Linked DNA regions of Mus musculus: regions 1 and 2 are each linked to region 3. The links are chromatin loops, found by intact Hi-C in ENCODE. Cell type or tissue: heart. All regions are shown on one strand. Each heading gives the region's core, and the rest is flanking DNA. Links, peaks and the distances in the headings are about the cores only.

What was found. Peaks named below come from ENCODE experiments on the same cell type or tissue, not always from the same donor. Only the 100,000 strongest peaks of a DNase experiment are listed, where the experiment ranks them.
Region 1: it touches region 3 in a loop (4-fold over the local background); 21 of 42 quality-filtered maps call a loop at or near these places.
Region 2: a loop joins it to region 3, with 1.8 times the contacts of the local background. A loop is called at or near these places in 6 of 42 quality-filtered maps.

The regions. Positions count from the first base shown.
Region 1 is chr10:115,311,894-115,319,868 of GRCm38, reverse strand. It overlaps Rab21 (RAB21, member RAS oncogene family), which reads left to right and starts at 4,278. Exons shown (of 7, transcript NM_024454.1): 1 at 4,278-4,675. The coding sequence starts at 4,523. In heart, for the core only: no CTCF peak of the experiment used is centred there; DNase peaks (open chromatin) are centred at 4,238 and 4,878; H3K4me3 peaks cover 3,310 bases; H3K27ac peaks cover 2,732 bases.
Region 2 is chr10:115,236,633-115,244,607 of GRCm38, reverse strand. It overlaps Tbc1d15 (TBC1 domain family, member 15), which reads left to right. Exons shown (of 17, transcript NM_025706.3): 2 at 3,661-3,759; 3 at 5,262-5,336. Among named protein-coding and RNA genes, the nearest start is that of Tbc1d15, 11 kb to the left of the region's middle. In heart, for the core only: a CTCF peak has its summit at 3,355 (motif pointing left); no DNase peak of the experiment used is centred there.
Region 3 is chr10:115,381,017-115,388,991 of GRCm38, reverse strand. It overlaps Thap2 (THAP domain containing, apoptosis associated protein 2), which reads left to right and starts at 4,557. Exons shown (of 3, transcript NM_025780.4): 1 at 4,557-4,787. The coding sequence starts at 4,717. Zfc3h1 (zinc finger, C3H1-type containing) reads right to left here and starts at 4,033. Exons shown (of 35, transcript NM_001033261.2): 1 at 3,185-4,033. The coding sequence starts at 3,794. In heart, for the core only: a CTCF peak has its summit at 4,027; DNase peaks (open chromatin) are centred at 3,381 and 4,141; H3K4me3 peaks cover 4,818 bases; H3K27ac peaks cover 3,833 bases.

The DNA of each region.
Region 1 (7,975 bases), core at 1,443-6,442, 69 kb after region 3:
TGGGCTCCTTGCAGAGATCTACCTGCTTTTGCCTCCTGAGTGCCGGGATTCCTGGCATGTGCCACCATGCCTGACCTCTCTTCTTAAAGCCTTTTTACAAATTCCTTGGCGTTAAACTTCTAGTTTTCAGTTGACCTCTTTTGGAGGTTGGGTGGGGGCGGGGGGGAGGTGCTTCTCCACAGCTCCTCGTCCGTGCTTCTTTCTAACGTCAGTGTATCCTAGGCCCCTCTGAACCCCTCCCACACCATTCCTGTGTGACTTCATCTTTCTTCCTTTTTCATGCTCCTGTGTGTTGTACATGGATCCTGGAATCATCCTGACTTGCTCCTCTACCTCACTCATTGAGGCAAGGCCTCTCAGTCAACTCCAGGTATGGCCTTGTCAGAGTATGTCAGGTGTGTCACTGTGGGTGTGGGCTTTAAGACCCTCATCCTAGCTGTGTGGAAGTCAGCATTCTGCTAGCAGCCTTCAGATGAAGATTAGAACTCTCAGCTCCTCCTGTATCATGTCTGCCTGGATGCTGCCATGCTCCCACCTTGATGACAATGGACTGAACCTCTGAACCTGTAAGCCAGCCCCAATTAAATATTAGCCTTATAAGAGTTGCCTTGGTTGTATTGTCTGTCCACATAGTTTCTGTCACTGGAGAAAAACTGACACTAGTAAGGTTGGGATTACAGACTACTTTTAACATACGTGAGCCCAGCCTTTTAAAATTGTCTCATTCTTTTCTTATCTATATACTAGCCTTGTGTACTAAAACCAAACTTTGTCTCGAGCATGACCATCCAAGAATCCTGACTGTTGAAATTTGAGGGAATGCTAGAGCTGAGGAGTCAGATAGCTATTGTTTTGTTTTGTTTTGCTTTGTTTTGTTTTCAGGAAGGAGGGCTGTCAATGGTTTTTTTGTACATTTGACACTCCCTGGGCCAAGCATATACAATCCACCACAATGTATATTATTCTTCTGTGACAATTTCTCCATTTGACCTACTATGCTTGTCTAGACTTCTCTTCTTCCTCTCCTCTCTCCCTCCTTCTTTCCTTCTCTCTGTCTCCTTATTTCTTCTCTGTGTGGGAAGAGCATTGTTGGGTGCAATGGAGCTGCATGCATTTCTGCATTATTGCCCTGGTCTACTCTCTCCAGCTAGGAATCTATTCCCAGTTATCTGCTCAGGGAGAAACCCTCGAATTTTCACAGCATTTCCTATTTATGGGGGAGCTAGAGTTTCAGTTTCACTCCTTTTTTTTTTTTTTTTAGATTTATTTATTTATTTTATGTATGCTGTCCTCAGACACACCAGAAGAGGGCATCAGATCCCTTTACAGCTGGTCGTGAGCCACCACGTGGTTGCTGGGAATTGAACTCAGGACCTCTGGAAGAGCAGTCAGTGCTCTTAACCACTGAGCCATCTCCCAACCCATATTGGTTTTTCTGAGACAGGGTTTCTCTGTGTAGCCCTGGCTGTCCTGGAACTCACTTTGTAGACCAGGCTGGCCTCGAACTCAGAAATCCGCCTACCTCTGTCTCCCAAGTGCTGGGATTAAAGGCGTGCGCCACCATGCCTAGCTGGGAGCAACTATCTTGACAGTCAATGTTATTTCATTTTACAATAGTGTTTAAATAATTTTGATTAGGTGAATGCAAAGTGCTACATATAAGGTTGTTGTTTTTGTTTTTGTTGTTTTGTTTTTGAGACAGGATTTCTCTGTGTGGTCATGGTTGTCCTGGAACTCACTCTGTAGATCAGGCTGTCCTCGAACTCAGAGATCCACCTGCCTCTGCCTCCCGAATGCTGGGATTGCAGGAATGTGCCTCCACTACCTGACTTACATATAAGGTTTAAAGAAGTCCACACTGCTAAAGAACCTGTGGGATTCTTGTCATTTGAATGGCTATCTAAAGGAGGAGGGAGGAGACTGCTTAAGGAGAGAAGGGATTAACTACAGACTGTATAACCTTACTCTCAAGAACAAGTAAACATAGGCTGAGAAATGCAAATTTCAATCCATTATGAGGAATATTTTTTTAAAAGATGTATTTATTTTATGTATATGAGTACACTGTAGTTGTGAGCCTTCATATGGTTGTTGGAAATTGAATTTAGGATCTCTGCTCACTCTGGTTGGCCCTGCTTGTTTATTATTATAAATAAGACACTGTAGCTGTCTTCAGACACACCAGAAGAGGGCATCAGATCTCATTATGGGTGGTTGTGAGCCACCATGTGGTTGCTGAGATTTGAACTCAGCAGTCGGGGCTCTTACCCACTGAGCCATCTCGCCAGCCCCTATGAGGAAAGATGTAGAATAAGTCTCTTTCCAAAAGAAGGTGCTTTCTAGTTCTAGAAATGATTGTGTAAAGTCCTCGTGGTAGGTATAGAGAGGAGTGTCTTCATTCGGGTTTTAATTGCAGCACTGAAACACCATGAACAGAAAGCAAGTTGGGGAGAAAGGATTTATTTGACTTACATTCTCACATCACTGTTCATCATTGAAGGAAGTCAGGACAGGAACTTAAACAGGGCAGGAACCTGGGGGCAGGAGCTGATGCAGAGACCATGGACAGGTGCTGCTTACTTGCTCGCTCCCCATGGCTTGCTCAGCCTGCTTTCTTATAGAACCCAGGACCACCAGCCCAGGGATGGCCCCACCCACAATGGGCTGGGCCCACCCCCTTGACCACTAATTGAGAAGATGCCTTACAGCCGGATCTTATGGTGGCATTTTCTCATTTGAGGTTCGTTCCCTCCTTTCAGATAACTCTAGTTTGTATGTCAAATTGATGTAAGACTACGCAGCATAAGGAGTAGATAATATAATCTCATTTATAAAAATAATTGACAAGATAATCTTATAAATGATTGATTCTAGAGAGACATACGTAATTTTAGCCTTGTCCAATTTTCTAATTATAATTTTGTAAAAGGACCCGATAACATTCTGTACCAGGTTAAAGACTGTTTTTGAATTGATACCTTGCAAGTTACATCACAAATTCTTTTCCTATTTGCATTATTATTGTAAATATTATCATTATTATTATTACTGAAATGGTGTCTTGCTATGTAGCTCCAATTAGCTTAGAGCTCACAATTCAAAAGAGGCTGGCCTTGAACTTAAAGGTAATGTCTCTGATTTCTTGTCTGACTTCTTGTCACACGTCAATGTCGGATGCTCCTTTCTACTTCACGGCTCTCCTTTTTGCCGAAGATACTCCTAACAAAAGGCAGCTTTCTCCAGGAAGCTCTTCTAGGACGCTAACTCAGCTAGCTTCCCATGTATCTTTGTAAAACATTCTGAATTGCTTCTCCTTAAAAAGCATGCAGTGTGTAAATTGCGCATGCGTTGTTTCCTTGGTTAAAAATGTAAGCTCTCTGAGGACAGAGACATTGTATCTAATGCGACACAGAGAATGGCAAGCATTGGCTACATTCACGCCCTCGTTGAATGAACGAATGAGCTGCCTTTAAGTTGAAGTGTAAAATTAGTCTGATGAGATGAAAGTTTATTTTAAGTGACACCAAACTACAAAATTTCAGAAATACCAGGTTGCTTTCTTGGAAAGTGTATTTCATGAAATAAAATGGAAACACAGGAAGAAAAAATAAGCAATCGTCCAATAAACCAGACCCATCAAAGTGGACTCAGCATAGACAGAAATCCTGGGGAACCAGGAGTGATGACTGATGATGGGACCGCATTTATTCTTAGCCTGGGCTTTTAGGGCTGGAAACGGAGAGAAGTTAAGTCTTCTGCAATCCTTGCTCTTAAACCTACAACCGAATCGGAATTCCACCGAGTGTGGCAAGCAGCGATAAAGAAGGCGCACCATTGTTAGGAAATATCTCGGTGAGGAAGTGAGTAAGAGGGATGGAAGGATGTGGGAAGGTCTGGGTGGTCAGGGAAGCCTTTCCGGTTTAAGCTGAGACCTGGACGATGACTCGAGGACCTGGCCGTGTGGACGAACTGTAAAGTTCATGAGCCCGGATTTGTGCGCCCAGAGAAAGAGACTCAAGGGCACCTTGGCCGGACTTTGCGTGTGATGACCCCTGGTGTGATGGCTATCCGCTTTGGGACCATTCCTCGGGCCGGGCGATCATGTCCTGTATTCTATTCCATCAGAGTGGGGTCAGATCGCAAAGATCAGCTCCTTCCCACCGCAGGATTCCCGGGATGCTGAGCCGGTTCGTGCGGACGCGGAAACAGGCCCAGGCTCGCCCGCCGCCGACTCCGCCCACCGCGGTCACGTGACGAGGGGTGTGACGTAGGAGGAAGGAGACGCCATTAGAGGGAGGAGAGGCAGCTCTCCCCTAGCCTCGGGTCCCTGACGTGGTGGCCGGGGCCCTTCATTCTGGGACTTTCTCTCGGCCCTCGCAGGCCTCGCCCGCGGAAGGACGCGGCGAGCACCGGGCTCGGCGGGGCGTGAAAGAGCCGGGCCCGGGAGGAGCGGGCGCCCCGGCGGCGGCGGTGCGGGGTTCGGCGCGGCGCTGGGCTCGGGCGGCGGGGTAGCGGCGGCGGGATGGCTGCGGCCGGCGGCGGGGCGGCGGCGGCGGCGGGCCGAGCCTACTCCTTCAAGGTGGTGCTGCTCGGGGAAGGCTGCGTGGGGAAGACGTCGCTGGTGCTGCGCTACTGCGAGAACAAGTTCAACGACAAGCACATCACCACCCTGCAGGTGCAGACCCCGGGGAGCCGGGCTGGGGACCCGCGCCCGCTCCTCTGCCTCTGGCCTGTCAAACCCCCTTCCCTGCCTTCCCATTGCCTTTTGCAATCGCTTTGGGGACCCGCGGGCCTCAGCACACGGTAGATGTCAAGACCCACAGTGGGGAGGGAGAGGACCCGGAAAAGTCCCCAGTTGCCGGTGGAGGCTGCGCAGGTCGGGGAGTCCCCCGGTCTGCGTGCTGGTTTTCCCCTCTGATGGGCTTCGGCTGGGGACACCAGGTGTTTTCACTCTGTGGTCTCCGAGACCATCAGCCCTTCTTCTTTCTTCGCCAAGTAGGAACTCGGATACGGATTAGAATTTGCGAACGAGGTGGTTTGTAACTTCCAGAGCGTACTGATGACTAAGTGTTTATGCAAGTTCCATTTTGTCCTGCTTTCAAAGTAAATGGAGTGGTAAAACACCCGTCGTTGGAGGGTTTTTTTGTTTTTGTTTTAAACGACTGTTTGCTGCTTGTCGGTTACCCCGTTTCTTTGCAGCCTTCTTGTGTCCGGACGTGTGGCTTCCTTATTCTTTGGGGTTTGATCTTATCCGCGTTGAAACATCGTGTTGCGTAGTGGCCAGCAATCGGTCTTCAAACTAAAAAAAAAAAATCTAGGCACTGCTGCTACACGTTTTCTTTACTGTCAGGCCATAAAACGCTGGCTTTCTTCTACAGTTCCATTGGAAGTGTGGAAGTGTTACAATGTAATTGAAAGTGAAACCAGGCCATTGAAGGATCTGCGATCTCCCTGGTCTCCTTAAAAAAAAAAATCAGTTTGCATGTGTTCGAAGGAATTTATCTATTAACATGTCTTGATCAGACTGTCCAGAGGCTAAAAAAGCTAGTGATCTTGAGTTTGGGCGTCTGGATCCATATCCTACCCCCATTTATTTCCATAGCCCCGTGATCTTAGGTAAATTGCTTAACCGTGCATCCCTGGGTTTCTACTGCTACTGTACTCATAATGATTATATCTAGTGCACAGAGTTGTCAAGGTAAATAAGGAAACGCACTTAGCACCTGAAGTGGGGGATAAACACTTATTACCCCTCAGACTTGACAATAGATCTTAATTAACACAGATGCTACTGGAATGCATAAGCTAATGAGTGTGACATTTGATGTCGGGTGCAATTATTTAACAACTGAGTGTAGAGTGTGCAAGGATGCTCCAGTTCTGATCCCGTCCCTATTTTTACACCTGTTTTCAATCCCTTATAAAGCCTAACACCGAAAGAAATGTCAGGTGATAATGCCCACATAAACAGTATGGCGGAGCCCGCGCTTGCTCAGGCCTGGCTAGATTTGAGTCGGTATGGTTCACCGCCTCTGGAGATTAATAAACAACCCATTTCACACTTCTCTTTGTTCTACACTGGAAGAGGAAAGAAAAAGGTCTTGCAGTTGAAAGCTTAACTGGAAAATTAATTTAGCTCTTCAGCCTAAAAATGGCACTGTGGAGTCCAGCGGTGGCGGCACCTGTCTGTCCTGAACCCCAGGACTCGGGAGGCAGAGCAAGCAGATCTCTTGAGTTGGAGGCCAACTTGATCTGCAGAATAAGTTCCAGACCAGCTAGTGCTACCCAGTGAGACCCTGTCTCAAAAGAACACACAAAACAATTGTGCTCACATTATATATTTTCTAAGACGCCTCAGTGCTAAAGGTGATGAATGATTTCCAGGTCTGTGGCAAGAAGCCGGTCTGACCCACACTGGGAAGGTGGGCTATGGTGGATCTCAGGACAGGTAACATCACAGCTGAGATTTTTATGTGACTCAGTGTAGACAGTGTAAGGATTCCATTACAGAAGCCAAGGTTTTAACTAACACAAGGAAACTGCACTGGGATTCCTTCCTTGGGGGGGGGGGGGTAGCAGTTCCCCACCTCGTTCTCACCCTCCCCCCCCAGAGAAGTTTGTATCATCTGTAAGCAGATGCTGCATCAGAGGTGGGAGAGAAAATCCTTCACAAACTACTTATCCTTTTAAAGTGCTTTGTGTTCCAAGCACTTTACCGTAGTTCTGTGTTTAAAGTATTCTTTAGAGTGCTTTGTTTTCAAGACACCTCTTCAAAGTGTTCATGAAACATTAAAAGAACGATGCAGGACAGGAACCCTAGCTAGTTAGTGGCTCACTGTCCTCAGTCATGTGTGGATGCACATCCCCCACCTGACCCCTTTTAAACATCTTGGAGGTCACAGACTGGGACTATAGCTGAGTGGCAGCGAGCCTGCTTACCCTGCCAAAGGCGCTGGGTTCACTTGGAGGTGAAATGAGCTGATATCCCTGAAAACAGGAGACTTTGCCTGGAGGAGGTCCATGGCCTCCTATGTCTAGTGTCAAACAAGTTTTTCTCTTTGTAGAGCCAGAATCTGTTTTAGTCTCAGTTCTGCCCTCTGGAACTTTGGTCTCCTATGACATTCCTTGAGATGGCTCTCATGACCTCCTGAGTCTTTGTCGTCTCTTAGGTAAACAGCTCTGCCTCTTTAATTGGCTCTCTAGTGGCATTCACCATGTCTGCACTCCTCCGGTGTCAGGGCACAGCCATCCTTCCTTCTTTTCCTTTCTTTGTTTCCAGTTGTTGCCTAAGACTCTTGATCCTCCTGCCTCAGTCTCCAGAGTGGCTGGGATTACAGGTGCCCGCCCTCCTGCTGCTGCTGGCCTCCTTTGGTAGAGTGGATGCTTTGAGCTGTAGAAATGAGGGTGACTCCAGATGGGCTTGGACTGAGCAGAGAGGTGCAGGTAGTCACTTCCCCTTCTTTTGACACTGAAGTTGTAAAGATTCTGTGAGTTTCTGGGGGAAGTTGTGGCATTCGACACTACAGGGTTTGTTTTCAACGAAGCATTAATTTATCTTAGATCTTCAAGAAACGTGTATCTCCTTAAGTTCTCAATTCTTCGACTTTGTAATAAAGCATTTTTTTTCTCAACATGCTTGACCTGTTAAAGTTGGCTTTGATCTGTACCAGTGTTTAAAGCTTGTCAATTTTATTTTATTTTACTATTTTTTTTTTAAGGATGAAAAGGTTTTAGTTCATATTTTGGTGGTACAGTCATGGCAGGGGACATGGTGACAGGAACGTGAGGAAGCAGCTGGTCACATCGCATCTGCAGCCAGGAAGCTAACAAAAGTGAATTGTTACTATCCCTTTACGTCTTGATTTGGCACCCCCCCCCCAAACATTGGGCCCATTAGGCGTGCTCTGTGCTGGGTTCTGCAAAGAAGAAAGATACGGAACCTCCTGTCTAGATTAGCTGCTTTTTTAATGTCTGT
Region 2 (7,975 bases), core at 1,443-6,442, 140 kb after region 3:
TAATGTTAGTAAGCACATCATTAGTGCACATGCCATTTCATAGGTATGAATGGAAGTCAGAAGATAACTCAGCTCTCCACAGGATCTGGGGCTCCAACTCGGGTCATGAGGCCTCGTGCTTTTTTCTGTTGAGCTTCTCACTAGTCCCACCCTAGGAAATACTGTTGGACCTCCTGTGTTCCTTCTGGCCTGGAACTCAGACATTTGCCTACTCCTTTCTCATGAATGCTAGGATTAATGCTAGGTCATTTTAAAATATTTATTTTAATTTTTTGCATGTAATCTGTGCACCTTCTCATGCTCTTTTTGTAATACCTGCATAATAGAAAAGCTATGTAAATTGAAGATAATGCTGTATTGTTTAGGGGATAATAAGAAAAATGTGCATGCATGTAATACAGATGCTTTTTTGTACTAAATACTTTTTAATCTGGTTGAATTCAGAGGATATAGAATGTATACAGAGTTGGGGATTTCATAAAATGTAGTAGTTAATGCGAATCAGTCACTTTCTATTTGTCTTTTCAGGCAGACTCAACCAATTTCTAGAAGTTAAAGTTACACCTTTACAATTAGATAAACATGACTGTCTTCTACATATAGTAGAATATAGTGTAGAATTTTGAGTTTTGTGGCATGTAATTTTCTCTCAAAAAGGTACAGAAGATGAGCAGGGCATGGTGGTGTTTACCTGTGACTTCAGCACTGGAGGCAGAGGCAGTTTTATCCATTACCGTGATTAAAAGTTTTCCTGGGTATAGTAGACTGGGCTGGCATGTGTGGTCTCAAATCTGTCCAGCTCTTCTGGGATTTAATGTCTCCATTGAGAAATGAGGTATATACTTCTAATGGGTCTGCATTTATATGTTACTTAGTCTTTTCCCCTTACAGCTTTTGATTAGTGTGTGCGGAGAGGGACTTGGCTTCCTGCATCTGGTGCTCTGTGTGCTGCTTGTACCTTGGTAGGCATGACCTTTAGTTTGGGGAGATTTTCTTGAAAATGATTTCTGTGCTTTTGACTTCCTTTCCTTTCCTTTCCTTTCCTTTCCTTTCCTTTCCTTTCCTTTCCTTTCCTTTCCTTTCCTCCCCCCCCCCCCCCCCTCTAGACAGGTTATCTCTGCAGCCCTGGCTGTCTGTTCTTTCTGTAGATCAGAAAGAACACTCTGTAGATCAGTCTGGCCTCAGACTCAGAAGTCTGACTGCCTCTGCCTCCCAGGTGCTAGAATTAAAGGCGTGTGCCCCATCCCTACTACCTGGCCTCCTCCTTATTACTTTTACATCTGCTCTTTTCATAGTGTTCCAGGTTTCTTGGATTTTTGTGCCTGGAGCTTTCTAGATTTGACATTTGCTTTGACTGCGGTGTCCATTTCTCGTCTTGTGTTTTCAGTGCCTGAGCTTCTGGCCTTGGTCTCTCCTGTTGAAGGCTTGTGTCTGTGGTTGCTGTGAGGTCTGAAAGTGTTTATTTCCACATTTCCTTCAGTTGGGGTTTCTTTATTGAGTCTGTTTCCATATTCAGATCTTGAACGGTTTGATTCATTTCGTCTACTGTTTGTGTTTTCGTAGATTTCGTTAAAGGAATTATTCCTCATAAAAGCTGCTTTAAGGTATTTGTCTTGTGGTTCAGCTATGTTGGAATACTAGGGGCCCGCTGTGGTAGGTAGGGTTGCTGGGCTGTAGTGGAGGCCTACTGTCCTGGCTGTTACTGATTGTGTTTTTATCCTGGCATCTGGGATTGGGAAGATTATAATTTTAGGTGCTAATGTCTGGTCTTGTCTTTGGGGGTGGCATGTCTTGTTTCTTGGTTTTTGTTTTGTTTTCCTGTTTCTTTAATGTGGTGGTTGTATGTTGCCTGGTAGGCGATTATTCTGGGGTCCTGATGGATGTGGGCACTGGGGGTTCCAGGTAAAATGTGTTTCTGGGTGCTGGGAGCTGACACGTAGGAATGAAATAGTTGTGGCAGCTGCTGATGGGGTTCACAGGAGGGAGGAAAGCAGGGTGTTCCACCAGCATCTGCGTAGTCCCCTGGGAATGGGGGCAGAGAATGAGGACAACACACATCAGGTCTGCCGCAGTTAGGGATGAAGCTAGAAGACTGACTGTAGAGGAATGAAGGGTGAGGTGAGGAGCTGCAGATAGACTGCTTCCCTGGTCAGAGAGTGCTGTTGGAGATGGGGATGGGACCAAGCAGTGGGTGGGGGACTGTGTGTTCCGTGGGAGATAGGGGCAGGGGAAACCTCCTGTCTTATTCTCTGTAAGTTTATGCCTGTGTTATAAAACCACAGCAGCATGATCTTTTGTGAGACCAGGCCACTATAGGCGTACAGAGAAAGCACCTACCTGTCCCTTATATCTTATTGGCTGATCTTTTGGATATTTTCATGTACATTTTTAGTTTGAACTCAGTGTTTTCCTTAAAATGTTAAAATATTGTTATTGGTGTTGTATGTGGCTGGAAATAAACTCGGAGCTTTGTGCTTGCTAGCAAGCATTATATCACTGGTGGTTATCCCAGCTCCAGACTGGAATAGATGAATTTATACAGTAGGCACATAGCATTTAGTTAAACGTCATTATAGAGATGAATAAGAATGTGGGGAATGCCAGGGCCAGGAAGTGGGAGTTCGTGGGTTGGGGAGCAGGGCCAGGGGGTGGGGAGTGTATAGGGGACTTTTCGGGATAGCATTTGAAATGTAAATGAAGAAAATATCTAATAAAAGAGTTGTTAAAAAAATAAAGCTTTATACAGTATTCCAGCAAAAAAAGAAAATGTGATTATTACCAATCTGAAAAAGAAATATTCGTGTGTAGTGAAGCAAATTTCCTTCTAATTTTTTTTTATGTTTGAAGCTTCCTGAAGTCTGTGTGGTATGCTTTAATACAGGTTGAATATTTCTAATCTGAAAATCCAGAATCTGTAACGTTCTCAAATCTAAAATGTTTTCAGTTCTGAGTCGACACTAGAAATAGAAAATCCCACATCTTAACTTCGCCTGACACCCTGCAGTCACGGCACTCTAAGCCTTCAGACTGTATACATAAGGCATGTATGAAACAAAGAATTTTGTGTTTGGATTTGGCCCTGTTCCTAAAACAATCCATTGTAAGTACATATTCGTGAATCTGAAATACTTCTTGTCCAGTCAGCCTGTGATACGTTTGTATGTGGGGTAATCAGACACTTGAGCAGTATTATAGGAAAATACCTTGAGGATTGGGGAGAGGACTCAACAGTTCGAGCCCTGGCTGCTCTCCTGAAGGACTCAAGTTCAGTCCCCAGTTTCCACATGGCTCGAAGTTGTCTGATGCTCCAGTTCCAGAGGATGTGATGCCATCTTCTGGCCTCCAGAGGAACCAGGCCTGCAAATGGTGATTAGACATTACATGGAAGCAAAACATGCATATGAATAAAACATTTAAAAAGTCAAAACGAAAGAACACATCTCAGTTACTTTTAAGAAATGTTGAAATAAAAAGTGTGACTCGAGCCGGGGCTGCTTTAGTAAAGTACTTGCCATGCACGTGTGGGTTCAGATCTCCAGCTCCCATCGAGACGGAGACGGACCTGCCATTTCAGCTCTGAGAAGGGCGACACATGTGCATGATACATACACACATGTGAGAGGGAAGTCACATGATGATCTTGTTTTTTTGCTGTTTCAGATTATATATGAACAAGAAGGAGTATATATTCACTCATCTTGCGGAAAGGCAAATGACCAAGACAGCTTGATTTCAGGAATATTGCGTGTTTTAGAAAAGGTGAGTTTCTGGTAAACTGATTTATTTAATAATATAATAATAATAATAATAATAATAATGATGATGGTGATTCTCTTCAGGGCTTTGGAGAAGAATCTGAATTTTATATGTAAGATTACTGGCTTAGATTTTTCTCTAAACCTACTTTATTTAGGTTCTAGAGTGTTTCAGCCTCTCTTCTAGCCCATTGAGAGGTAGGGGAAAAAGAAAGAAGGCTTATAGGAAAAGGGGCTTATGGACCTGTTTAGAAGTTTTTGGGGCAATTCCAGTCTTCATTGTCAGGATATCAGCAGTCCAGTCCAACAGCAAACACTCAACACGAATCAGTAGCAGCGGCTTGATCGGCTGGACCCAGTAGAAACCACAGGCGTCACCAGGTTGTCTAGAGAGAGAAGAATTGGTTGGAGTACCAAGAGAACCCTCTCGTGTCTGCTCCAGCAAAACATTGTATGCTCTCTCACATGTCTGCTTCAGCCAAACATCCACTCCTGTGTCTGCTTCAGCCAAACATCCACTCCTGTGTCTGCTTCAGCTAAACATCCACTCCTGTGTCTGCTTCAGCTAAACATTGTATGCTCTCTCACGTGTCTGCTCCAGCTAAACATCCACTCCTGTGTCTGCTCCAGCCAAACATCCTCTCACAAGACGCTCCAGAAAAACAGCGCGTGACACAACTGAGTTTTCAAAGAAACCAGAAATTTCCCTCTTCATAAGATAGTGTATAGTTGAACAACTGTTGTAAATTTAACATTGAGATATGCTAGATACAAAATACCTTAGGTGATGAAAATCATGAATTATTTTAAATGTGTATGTAAAGCTGGGCATGTTGGTACACACCTTTAGTCCTAGCACTTGGGGGGTGGAGGCAGGTGGATTCTAGTGGTTTTGAGGTCAGCTTGGTCTGTGTAGCAAGTTGCAGAACAGCCTGGGCACCTGAGATATCCTGTCTCACGAGAGAGAGAAAAGAGTTACGTAAACATTATAGTAACACAAAGTTTTCATAATGAGAAATAATTAGAATTAAATTTCCATAATTGTTAAATAATGATAATGTTAGCATGTGTAAAATACTAATGTTTAAGGACCTAAATTTTTATTTTGCATTTAGAAGTAAAAAATGGATTAAGAATATACTATATTAGCTGGGCGGTGGTTAGAGCACACCTTTAATCCCAGCACTTGGGAGGCAGAGGCAGGCAGATTTCTGAGTTCGAGGCCAGCCTGGTCTACAGAGTGCGTTCCTGGACAGCCAGGGCTATACAGAGAAACCCTGTCTTGAAAAACAAAAAACAAAAAAAAAAAAACCAACCAACCAAAAAAACCCACCCCACCCCCAAATACATATGTGTGTGTGTGTGTGTGTGTATTTATATATATATTATACACACACACATATATAGTATATTGATGGATTATAAATATAATTCATGGTTTCTCTCATCAGGATGGTCAAGTTTTCTTGATGAATTCTAAATAAATTTCCTGATTTCCTTCTGTAGGATGCTGAAGTAATAGTGGACTGGAGACCATTGGATGATGCATTAGATTCTTCCAGTATTCTGTGTGCTGGAAAGGTATTTATAAACTATCGCCTAGAGAATGATATATGTTTTCTTTTTATGTGTGTATATGTAAGTATGTAGGCATGCATGTGTCTTATGTACCACCTTGCTCTAGTACCTTCACCTGTGTAGGCTTAAGTTTTTTAAAACCTACTTTTATTTTAATAAGGGTTCTTAAACACTTTACCCTGCCTTCTAGCCCACCACCCACCAGAGGGAGTGGGAAAGAGCAGTTATTAGGATGCCGGAAAGTTCTTTGGAGCTAACGTAGCCTGCACTGTCGGGCTATATGCCATCAGTTCAGTAGTGTCAGGACAGCAAACGCAGAGCAGCAGCAGAGGCCTGCCCCAGCAGAACCAGCCAGACCTCAATCTGCAAGTCAGCAGGTCAACCAGGAAGGACCAGCAGGGATGCCTGGAGTTCTCTGCTGTGCCTTTCTCAACTCAGTGAAGATGAGAGACCAACAAGTTGCAAGGCTAGCTACACAAGCCCCCATCACTGTCCGTTGGGTCTTATTTATACTCTCTCCAAACATCACCTGTCCATAACAGGTCTTGCCTCAGCAAAACACCATTTGAGTCTGCACCAGCTGATACCACTCTGTCCGTCAGCCTGAGTCTGCAAAAACGGCAAGAAGCCATCAGACCACCACAGGAAGTTTTTTGGTGTGTTTTTTTTTTCTATGAAGCCATGACAAAGGATGAACATAAATGAATGGCAAGGCATACAAATACCATCCAGTGTCATCCTCCATCTGTTGGGTCTTTCTTAGTATCATGTGATTGCTTTAGCAAAACATCCTTTACCTGTGTCTGCTTTAGTGAAATGTTCCTTCTCAAGTCTTTGTGAACTTGACCTATTTGTCTACTGCAGCAAAGCATGCCTTGACATAACTTTCTACAAGCCCCATCTCCCTGCCCCCTTCGTGCTGGCACTCTTCCTCCCTACAGTAGATCCGTTTTCTGTGGGGGTCACTTAGTTTTCCCCTCCTTTCTACCACCTAAGATTCATGCACACACACACATGCATGCACATGCACACGCCAATAAATGTTGGTGTAATGTTTCTATGCACTGCACAGAGATTGGCTCTGCCTTATACAAATGCTGATTTTGAATGGGCAGAGATCTGATTGCAGGCTGGACTTTGGTATTGCTAAGTGTCGCCTGTCTCAGTGTTTTGTAAACATTCCCTCTTTCACCATCTGATGTGCTGTATTACAAAGCTGATGGCCTATAGCAAAGGCAGGAAGCAGAAGGTTGGACTTAAAAGCACAGAGAGAACTCTGTGAAGGAGGAGGCGGAGAATTTGCTAGAGAGACAGAGAAGCAGCAGGCTGGGGCTAAGGAGAGGTAACTTAACAAAACACACGGCAGAATTAGAATAAATGGGTTAATAAATTAGGAGCTATTTGGGAACAAGCCTAGCTATAAAGCATAGACATTTATGGTAAATATGTCTCCAGGTTGTAATTCCGGAGTTGGCGATCCCAAAGAAAGTCCTGTAACATACACAAATTTAGGTTTCATAAATGAGAGAAAATGTGCAAGATTTGGATTAGGGCACATTTTCACTTTATCTGTAAAGAACTGGTATCTAAGTCTAGTCACATTTTTATTTTAGCGAGCACATATACATAACCTGCAGATTACAGATATACAATAGCAGGTAGCAATACCTGCTACCCTGCCTATAGGTATTAGTAATTAGTGTGCTATTGTGGTTTTGATTCTTTTGTCTTTCTAATGAGTAACATAGGGCCTCTTTTCATAAGATTACATGTGTATTTTCATTGGATAGATAGCTGCTCTTAAGCGCTTTGCTATTTGTCTCTTTTAAAACTCTTGCTGATGTAGAACTTACCATATAAACTAGGCTGGCCTTGAACTCACTGAGATCCTTCTGAGTGCTGGGATTAAAGACCACCACTGTGCCCAGCCTTAGCCTAGATTATTTGTCCGTCATCCATTCATCTACCATCCATCTGTCCGTCCAAGCACACAATCTGAACCATTGCTCTCAGTGCCATGCCACATTTACCCCGAGGATTCTGTTCCTTCTTTCGCTCACTGTCCTATATACCATACCTACTTGTGGTTTATTTCTTTGCTTTTGAGATGCTCCAGTGTTTCCTGAGAAAAGAAGTGTGTGGGAGCAAAGTGATTTCCTTTAAGGATAGTTTATTATTCTTGGTTATGTATATCTGAATCTGTGTCTGGATATCTGTACGTGAGTTGTTGACTCCTTTGGAGCAGGAGTTCCAGAAGGTTGTGGGCCTCCTGGCCTGTGCTCTGAACCCATGTCAGGTCCTCTTGAGACCAGGGAGCACTCAACTGCTGAGCCACGCCTGCAGCCCCCACTGCTGAGTCATGCCCGCAGCTCCGAGGTTTCCTTCCTCACACTTCTGCTTAGTGTGAGCTAATCACCTTTCTGCCTAACAGTTTTAATTGGAAAACAAAGTTCACTTCAGATTCTTTTTGAGTTTAATTTTCTAGATCTCTAGGTTTAACTTTCTTTATTGTTTCTGATCTCTAGGTTTGTTTTATCTTCTTTTTTGATGTTGAATCTAGTGCAGTTTTGATTCAGAATGTATTTTTTAATATAGTTTTTATGATTATCTTTATTTCTAGTCTTCAAGGTACTCTGGGTAAT
Region 3 (7,975 bases), core at 1,613-6,612:
ACCTAAGAATTGAAAATGAGTAAGAACAATTGAGTTAGAGTCATTTACTGTATCTTAAATTAAAAAAAAAAAAAAAAAAAATCCCTTCCCGCCTCTACAGCATAATTAGGATGAAAGCCAACACCTGTTCACCTAATCTGATTCTAAAGTTTGTCAAGATGCTCCTTCTACCTTCATTTTTATGCACCAGTTGATGATGCTATTGCCCAGTGACAGAAGGAAACCTCTACAGCATAACAACTGTGTGGGCTGGGAAGGATGGCTTAGCTGCTGTGTACATATAGCACTTTCAAAGGACCCGAGTTCAATCCCCAGCATCCATGTCAGCAGGCTGATGACTGCCTTGTAATTCCAGCCCTGGGGAATCTGACATCTCTGGTGTCCTGGGGTACTCATGTGACTGAATGTATACACATAACCGTAATTAAAATTACTAAAGGTAAACCTTTAAAAAGCTGCTTTTGTATTACATCTGGTGCCAAATGCCTTTGATCCCAAATACCACAGAGGCTGAGACAAAATTGGGAGCAATTTTGCAAGATTCTTTCTCCAAACAAAATTTTAAAAGAACCAGTGTTGTAATTTTAGTAATCAAGCCTTGGATTCAATCTTCACTACTGGGGGTGGAGGACAGAGAGACAGAGACACACAGAGAGAGGACGAGGGACAGAGAGACAGAAAGAGTGATTTTTAAATGACTTTTAAACCTGATGGTTTAAAGGAAGAGCCACTTTTCATCCTTAGCTGCAGCCTAAAGAGAAATGGGATGACCTTCCTCATCTAAGACGCTGCGCTAACTGTGTTAATGCTCATCTGATTTCCAAGTTTAAAATGGCAGTTATCCATGAGAGGCTGATGCAAGTTCACTGCCATAGCTTTGAGCCAGCCAGGCTACACAGTGAATTCCAAAGTAGCTACTATGTGAACCCATGATCCAAACAACAATAAAAAGAACTGACACAGATTCTTGTCTATTCTGTTTTCTTTGAAGCTGCAAATAACGTATCCTATTTAAGTTAACAATAGACAAAAATTATACTCAAGATGTTTCATTTCTAAATCAGTTAAGTGAGTCAGAATTACACTCATTCTTTTCTAAGCAATATCTGTAAAGTAGTCATTTATATAACCACAGTAGACATATGAATTAAGCTAAGTATGATACAGATATTAAAAAAAAAATGTGGCCAGGCAGTGGTGGCGCACGCCTTTAATCCCAGCACTCGGGAGGCAGAGGCAGGTGGATTTCTGAGTTCGAGGCCAGCCTGGTCTACAGAGTGAGTTCCAGGACAGCCAGGGCTACACAGAGAAACCCTGTCTCAGGAAGAAAAAAAAAAAAAAAAAGTGGATAAAAATTTGTATCCAAGTTTTATTTGCTCACATTATACAGAGCCGATCACTACACCTAGGGTGGTTTACTGGTATTTCCTGAGAACAATAATACAGAAAATCAAACCAAGCATCTTGTTCTTAAACAATCAGCAAGCCAGCTGATGTGTGAGAAGCTGTCAGGGCAATCAAAATCACATTTGCACACTGTATATTTACGTACACTCCTTTTGCAGTAAGTACATAAAAGTTCGTATATGGCATAATCCCCAAATAGAAGTACATGAACAGAAGAAAGGTGAAAGCAGGAGGTAACAGGAATTATAACCACAACTTTCTAAAGCAGAGGAGATTGAGACAACCTTTGAATTGCCACAGTTGAATTGCCAAAGGGTCCTCGGGATGATGGTTTGGTTTTTTGTTTTGTTTTGTTTTGTTTTGTTGTTTTGTTTTTTTTTTTTTTACAAAACTCTATTTTCATTGTTTGTCCAGTACAAATTACAAATTTTCATCTAGCTAACTTTACATGCTTATATGTATTTAAACATCCTTTGATTTTTAATTCAGAAAGCAAATCCATGAATGGCTCATGTTTGCATAGAATCATGGGTAAAGGTTTTCTAATCTTCATTAAGAACATTCATCATCTTTTAAAAGGTTACCTACCTGTGATTTTTCTCCAAAACGATCTTGAGATGCTTCTAAAACAATGACAGGTAATAAAAGTAAAAGCTTTTTCGGGACACAGGAACCAAAATCTGTTCTTTATGCATTCCTTGCTCAATATCACGCAGCTGGCAGAAGCACAGCTGGCCTAAAGTTCTCCATAAAAAGTATTTTGAGTATCTTCCAATCAAGTGTCAGACGTACATTTTATAGAAAATATATTAAACAGTCATCACATCATGGGAATTATAGCCAGTAATGAGAGTGCTTAGTAAATTATTTTAAAAAGTAGAAGTCAGGACATATAAACTCATAAAAACAGGAAAGCTTTTGACAATTTCTTAGCATAAATCCCGAGTAAACTTAGTAATGTTAAAGATAACTGAGAATAAGGTGAGAGGGTGCAGAAATTAGGACATTTCTTCTCCACTAGCCCATACCCTCCCTATCCATCTCTCCTTTTCTAACACACTAAGCTTAAAGTGCTGGGAAGTTTATCTTTCTCTGACCTACATGTCAGCAACACAAAAAGTTATAAAGCCAAAAAGCCAACATAGGAGAGTGAACTTAATGCATATAGCTTTCCAAACTACTTATGAATTTAAAAGAGCTGAATTGTAAAACTGGTAAAAATAAAGGATCTGCACACGCGCGTGCACACACACACACAAACACAGAAAACAAAGGGCAGCAACGGGGATGAATAACTACAAATTTAAGAAAAAAAAAATCACAAGAACAGTAAGAATTACAGAGGAAAACTTTACGAACTCTAAAGTCAGGACGTAATAAAAGTAACAGTATTCCTCCAGATGTTTGAGTACTTCTTTTCCTTAATAATCTAAGTCGATTTCCTGTTAAATACGAAATCCCAGGGCTTGCAAAAAAGAAACAAACAAACAAATAGACAAACAAAACTTGGGCTGTTGGTGTCCTGTTTAAAAACCCAGACTGTATTTCATTTCCCTAGCTGACCCGAATCCATGACACAGTCCTATCCAAAAGCAAAAGGCACCCATTCAGTCAAACAGCCTACGAAAATAGCGGTGGAGTGCGGCCCGTGACAACCGCCGACGAACGGGGGAGAGAAATGAGTGGTTCTGAAAAGTTAAAAAACTCCGGGACCTAGCCATGACGCCAAAGGGAGCTCCGGCGACACACCCAGGGCGGACCGCCACGTTAAGGATACAGCTCTTGCGGGGTGGAGAGGGTTCTCGCCAGCTCTGGCTGCTGCCGAATCCGGATCCCGCTCCTCCTGATCCTCCTCCTCCAGGAGGTCTGCACCCCGGCTTGCCTCCTCGCTCCCCCACTCCTCGCCCCCGACTCCAGCGACTCCCACCCCGGTAAGGCCTGCTGCCTCGAAAGCGGAAACGGTCCAGGGCGATGTGGCTCCGCTCCCAGAAGGACGGCCGGGGGCTGCTTTCCGACAGGGACCCCGACGGCATCCGCCCTGGGGGCGGGTGAGTCCGGAACGGTTCTTTGGGTCGGTAGCTGCTGGGTCCCCTGAGCTGGCCCCGCTCGGCCGGGTGCCGTGAGCGTGAGAAATTCCTCAGCTGCTGCTGGGAGGACGACGAGGAGGACGAGGAGCCGCCGCCGCCTCCCCCGGATCCACCGCCCCGGGCCGGGGGAGGAGGCCGCCGCCGCGGGTACGGTAACAGCCCGCCGCCGCTGCTGCTGCTGCTGCTGCTCCGGCTCCGGCTGTTGTCGTCGTCGCTGATCTCCCCGTCTTCGAGCTCCCCTTCTTCCTTCGGCGAGAGGCCGCTAGAGGCCGGGGTCGAAGGATCGGCGGCGGCCGCCATCCGGAGTGCAGCGCTGGCCACACGACCTGAAGCCCTCCGGCCGGGGACCGCCCGACCGCCGCCTGCCTTCCCCTTCCTCCTCCGCCCTCTGTCCTAACGGACCCGGCGGGCGCGGCCTTTCCCGTGCTCGGACGCCCGGCAGGTTCTGCTCCCCAACTTCCCCGCACCCCAGATCGCTCTCTCTCGCTCGTCGGACCGTCGCTCGCCAGTTCCCTCTCCTAGCGCCCCCTTGCTGCTCTTCCGCCTCGCGAGAAAGCCTCTGTAGAAGGAGGCCGGGTCCCGAGCGTCATTTCCTGCGGCACGCCGGAAGGCGACCCTCCGAGTCTTGCGAGACAGGAAGCGCCCACCCCCATGTCCGCCGCGGTGCTGGCTGGGATTTGTAGTCTCCTCTTGCTCCAGGCTTCGCCCTTGTGTCCCTGCAGTCTTAACTGTCCCCTAGCATCCCGTCCGAGGTGGCAGGCGGGGAAGGAAGGGGTTAGTGTCTGGGTTGCGGACATGCTCTTTCAGCCGCAGACCTGAGTTTCAGAGTCATTAGTCGGTGGGGAAGACATCTGCCATCTTCTCATTCATTGCTAGGGGGCCCCCGTCTGAGACGCTGGACCTAGTCTCTTTGGGACCCCGGGAGGTAGGGGAGGGCGGGGAGCGGGTGTGGCCGCCATGTTGGTGAAGGCGACTGTCTGCGCCCGGAGCTCCGGCACGTTGGCTCTGCAGGCCTAAGCCCGCCATATTAATAAAGAGACAGGAGAGTGGGCCCTCCCTCCCACCCCGGTACTGTGCACGCCCCTCTGCCCTCCCCGCGCTCTGCACCGAGCTGGCGGCGCGGGGTCGCCTGCCTCGTTTGTCTAGCGTTTGACAGAAGCTTGCTTAGCGGGCAGCGCCTCCGAAGTGGCGTAAGGTGGCGCCGAATGAGGGGCCCGGGGAAATGCCGACCAATTGCGCCGCGGCGGGCTGTGCTGCTACCTACAACAAGCACATTAACATCAGCTTCCACAGGTAAACCTGGGAGGGGAGCGGGGTGACGGAAACGGGAGCCTAGGCAGTCTTGAGTCTCGGTCGTGTCAGAAGAACAAGGTCCTCTGACTTTGGTCACTTGCCCAGCTGCGAAGAGCAAGGGGAGCCTCGCTCTTGTCCTTTGTGTGTGGGTCCGCACATCTGGAAACATTTGCTCCTTTTCCGAGGAAAGTTTACCAAATTTGAAAAAAAAAAAAGAAAGAAAGGAAGAAAAGAAAAAGAAACCCGAGTTACTATGCCTTGCATTAAAAAGTGATGAGTATACCTTTATTTTCTACTCTTTTATTTTTTATATCTTAGACCATGCCTTAAGAAGAATGACGCCATAAGGGTTCAAACCAACAAATCACTTTAGAAGCCTGCTGAGTTCGAGTTAAGATTAGGCAATTTTCACTACTGGAATTGACGTGGGAAACATTTCTAATAGTCACACATGGTAACTGAGTCAATCTAATTAAGCAATGTTTATCAAAGAGCAAATAGAAACTCTCTCTTGAACAGAATCACGCACTCACACACAGGTTGAACGTACAGTCATGTCTTTAATTCTGTTAAGTCAAACTCCAAAGCATGTGAACACCGACTTGAATATAATAGGCGGCACTCAGTAAATGGTCACCTTTCCTTCTAGAACTGCCAACTGCCTGAAGAAAAGAAATACTGAAAACTAAACTGAAAACAGTTCTGATTTTATATGCTGTACCATTATACCTTGTGATCTTAGAAATATCTTTGCTCTTTTTCCTACCTCACTGTTACTACGTGCATCCCCTAACTAAAAGCTGCCACTTTCAAAATCCCTCTGATGTTTGTTTTTAAAGTATTTCATGCAAATGTAGTGCTTTATTCGTTCTTACAGCTAATGTACACTGGGTCCCTAATTGCCGGACATTATGCTAATGATGTAGATAGTTCTTACCCTCGGGGACTTTAGAATTGAATAGAGGAGTGCGGCATAATTTCTGTTGAGTGCCACAGAAAAGACTTTCAGAGAGACCTAATTTAGCCTCAGAAAGTCAAAGGACACTTCACAAAAGAGGTGACATGTCAGATGACACCAAAGGATGACAGAGATTTGGTCTTCTATATTAAAGCGTTTTCTACTTTGTTCCAAGAGTACTTGAAGAAGCCCCATGACTATGAAAAGACGGGCACGGTTAGATTTACATAATAAAAAGCCTTCTGGCTGCTGCAGAGAGTTAAGAGTGATACTTAAAGTGCCAGTTGCACATCGCCAGAGAGGAATTTGATGAGAAGGAAGCCTTATAGAATGTTAAATCTATCTGCTGTTTCCTTCATGGGGAAATTACGTTACATGTCAACTGAAATAAACACTGATGCATCCGTCATTGTGGGTACAGGGGTACAGGAGCACTGGAAGAGGGGAGCTGAGTGAGCTGTAACAAAGGGAGCCCAACCAAGCCTGGTGTGTTTGTACATGTCTGTGACCCCAGACCAGAGGAAGAAGAGGCCAGCCTGAGCTACATAGAGCCTATCTCAAAAGAATGTGTAAATAAATATGAGGAATCCATTCAGGGGTCCAGAATAAGATGCTGTTGGCAGTAAAGCTGAAGAGAAGTGGACAGATTTGGGGAAATATTTAAGGAGAATTTACTGGACTTAATCAGATGTGGACCATGAAAGGGAGGAGTCTAGCCCCTAAGTCCAAGGTATAAGAGTTGTACAACAGAGAGCTTGGTGCGATGGCTCACAGCTGTGATCTTAGAACTCAGGAGTCTGAGCCACAGGGATGCATCCTAAAGTCAAGGCCTGTCTGGACTACAGAGTAAATCCTTGGCTCAAAAAGAGGAAAGCAGGTTGGGTGATGCATACCTTCAGGCAGAGGCAAGTGAGTTCTGTGAGTTTGAGGCCAGCCTTGTCTACAAAACAAGTTTCAGGACAGCCAGAGCTATTAAACAGAGAGAGAGATACCCTGCCTCAAAAACACAAAAGAACAAAAAAGATACACAGTGTACAATATTGTTCATCTAATGTGAAATTAACATTTTAATGGTAATTTTAGAAACTTAAGTCTTTGTAATTGCTAGGCAGGCACATTCCTATATTCCCCTTACATGGGAAGAGTAGGTAGAAGGCTTACTATGAGTTTAAGACCAGTCACAATTACAGAATGATTTTGAGTCTTGGCTACAAAAGAAGACCCTGTCTCCAAACACAACATACAAAAAGGAAGGGGGAGTTAAGACAATGTTAAAATAATAATATATTCTTGTTTTTATAAATACAAGTGATATTTAACTTCTCTTGTAGGATATAGACACACACTCTATCTTCTGTGTATCTGTGTGTGTTTCAGGGTCTCACTTTGTATGGCTGGCTCATACTCAATAAATAGACCAGATTGGCCTACATATCTCTCACATGTAAATAACTCACATGTACTCACAAAGATCTCTCTGCCCCTGCCTGGCAGTCATAGACTTCTTTATCTGCCTACACAAATTTTGTTGGGTAGGGGCTGGAAAAGATGACTCATCAGTTAAGAATGTTTATTGTTGCGGGGGGATGGAGAGAATGGCTCAGAGGTTAGGAGCACTGACTGCTCTTCTAGAGGTCCTGATTTCAATTCCCAGCAACCACATAGTGGCTGTAATGGGATCCGATCCCCTCTTCTGGTGTGTCTGAAGAGAGCAAAGTGTACTTACATACATAAAATACATTGAAAAAAAATGACAACCAGAACAGTGTGTGTGTGTGCGTATGTGTGTGTGTGTATGTGTGTGTGTGTGTGTGTACATGAACATATGCCATTTAAAAAAAAAAGAATGTTTATTGTTTTTGAAGAGGACTTGGGTTTGATTCCCAGCCCACACATGGCAGTTCACAAATCAGACCCAGAGGATTCAACACGTCTTCCAACTTCTTTCGGCTCTTTCATGCACATCGTACACATAGATACATTTAGGCATGTACACATACAAAATAAAAATAATTTTTAAAATTATGCTGCCTAAATTTATTTTCAGTTGTTTTATACTTGTCTACATCTCCTTCACAGGCTTAATTTGCCTCTGTTGACACGCCCTGGGCCTCATGTTCATGACGTGTGCTCGTTTTTTACTCAGTAAAATGATCTCCACTTTGAAATTTGTCACTAGTCTTATGATGTTTCTTCTTTGCTTTGTTTTAATCTCTCCTATTAACCCTTC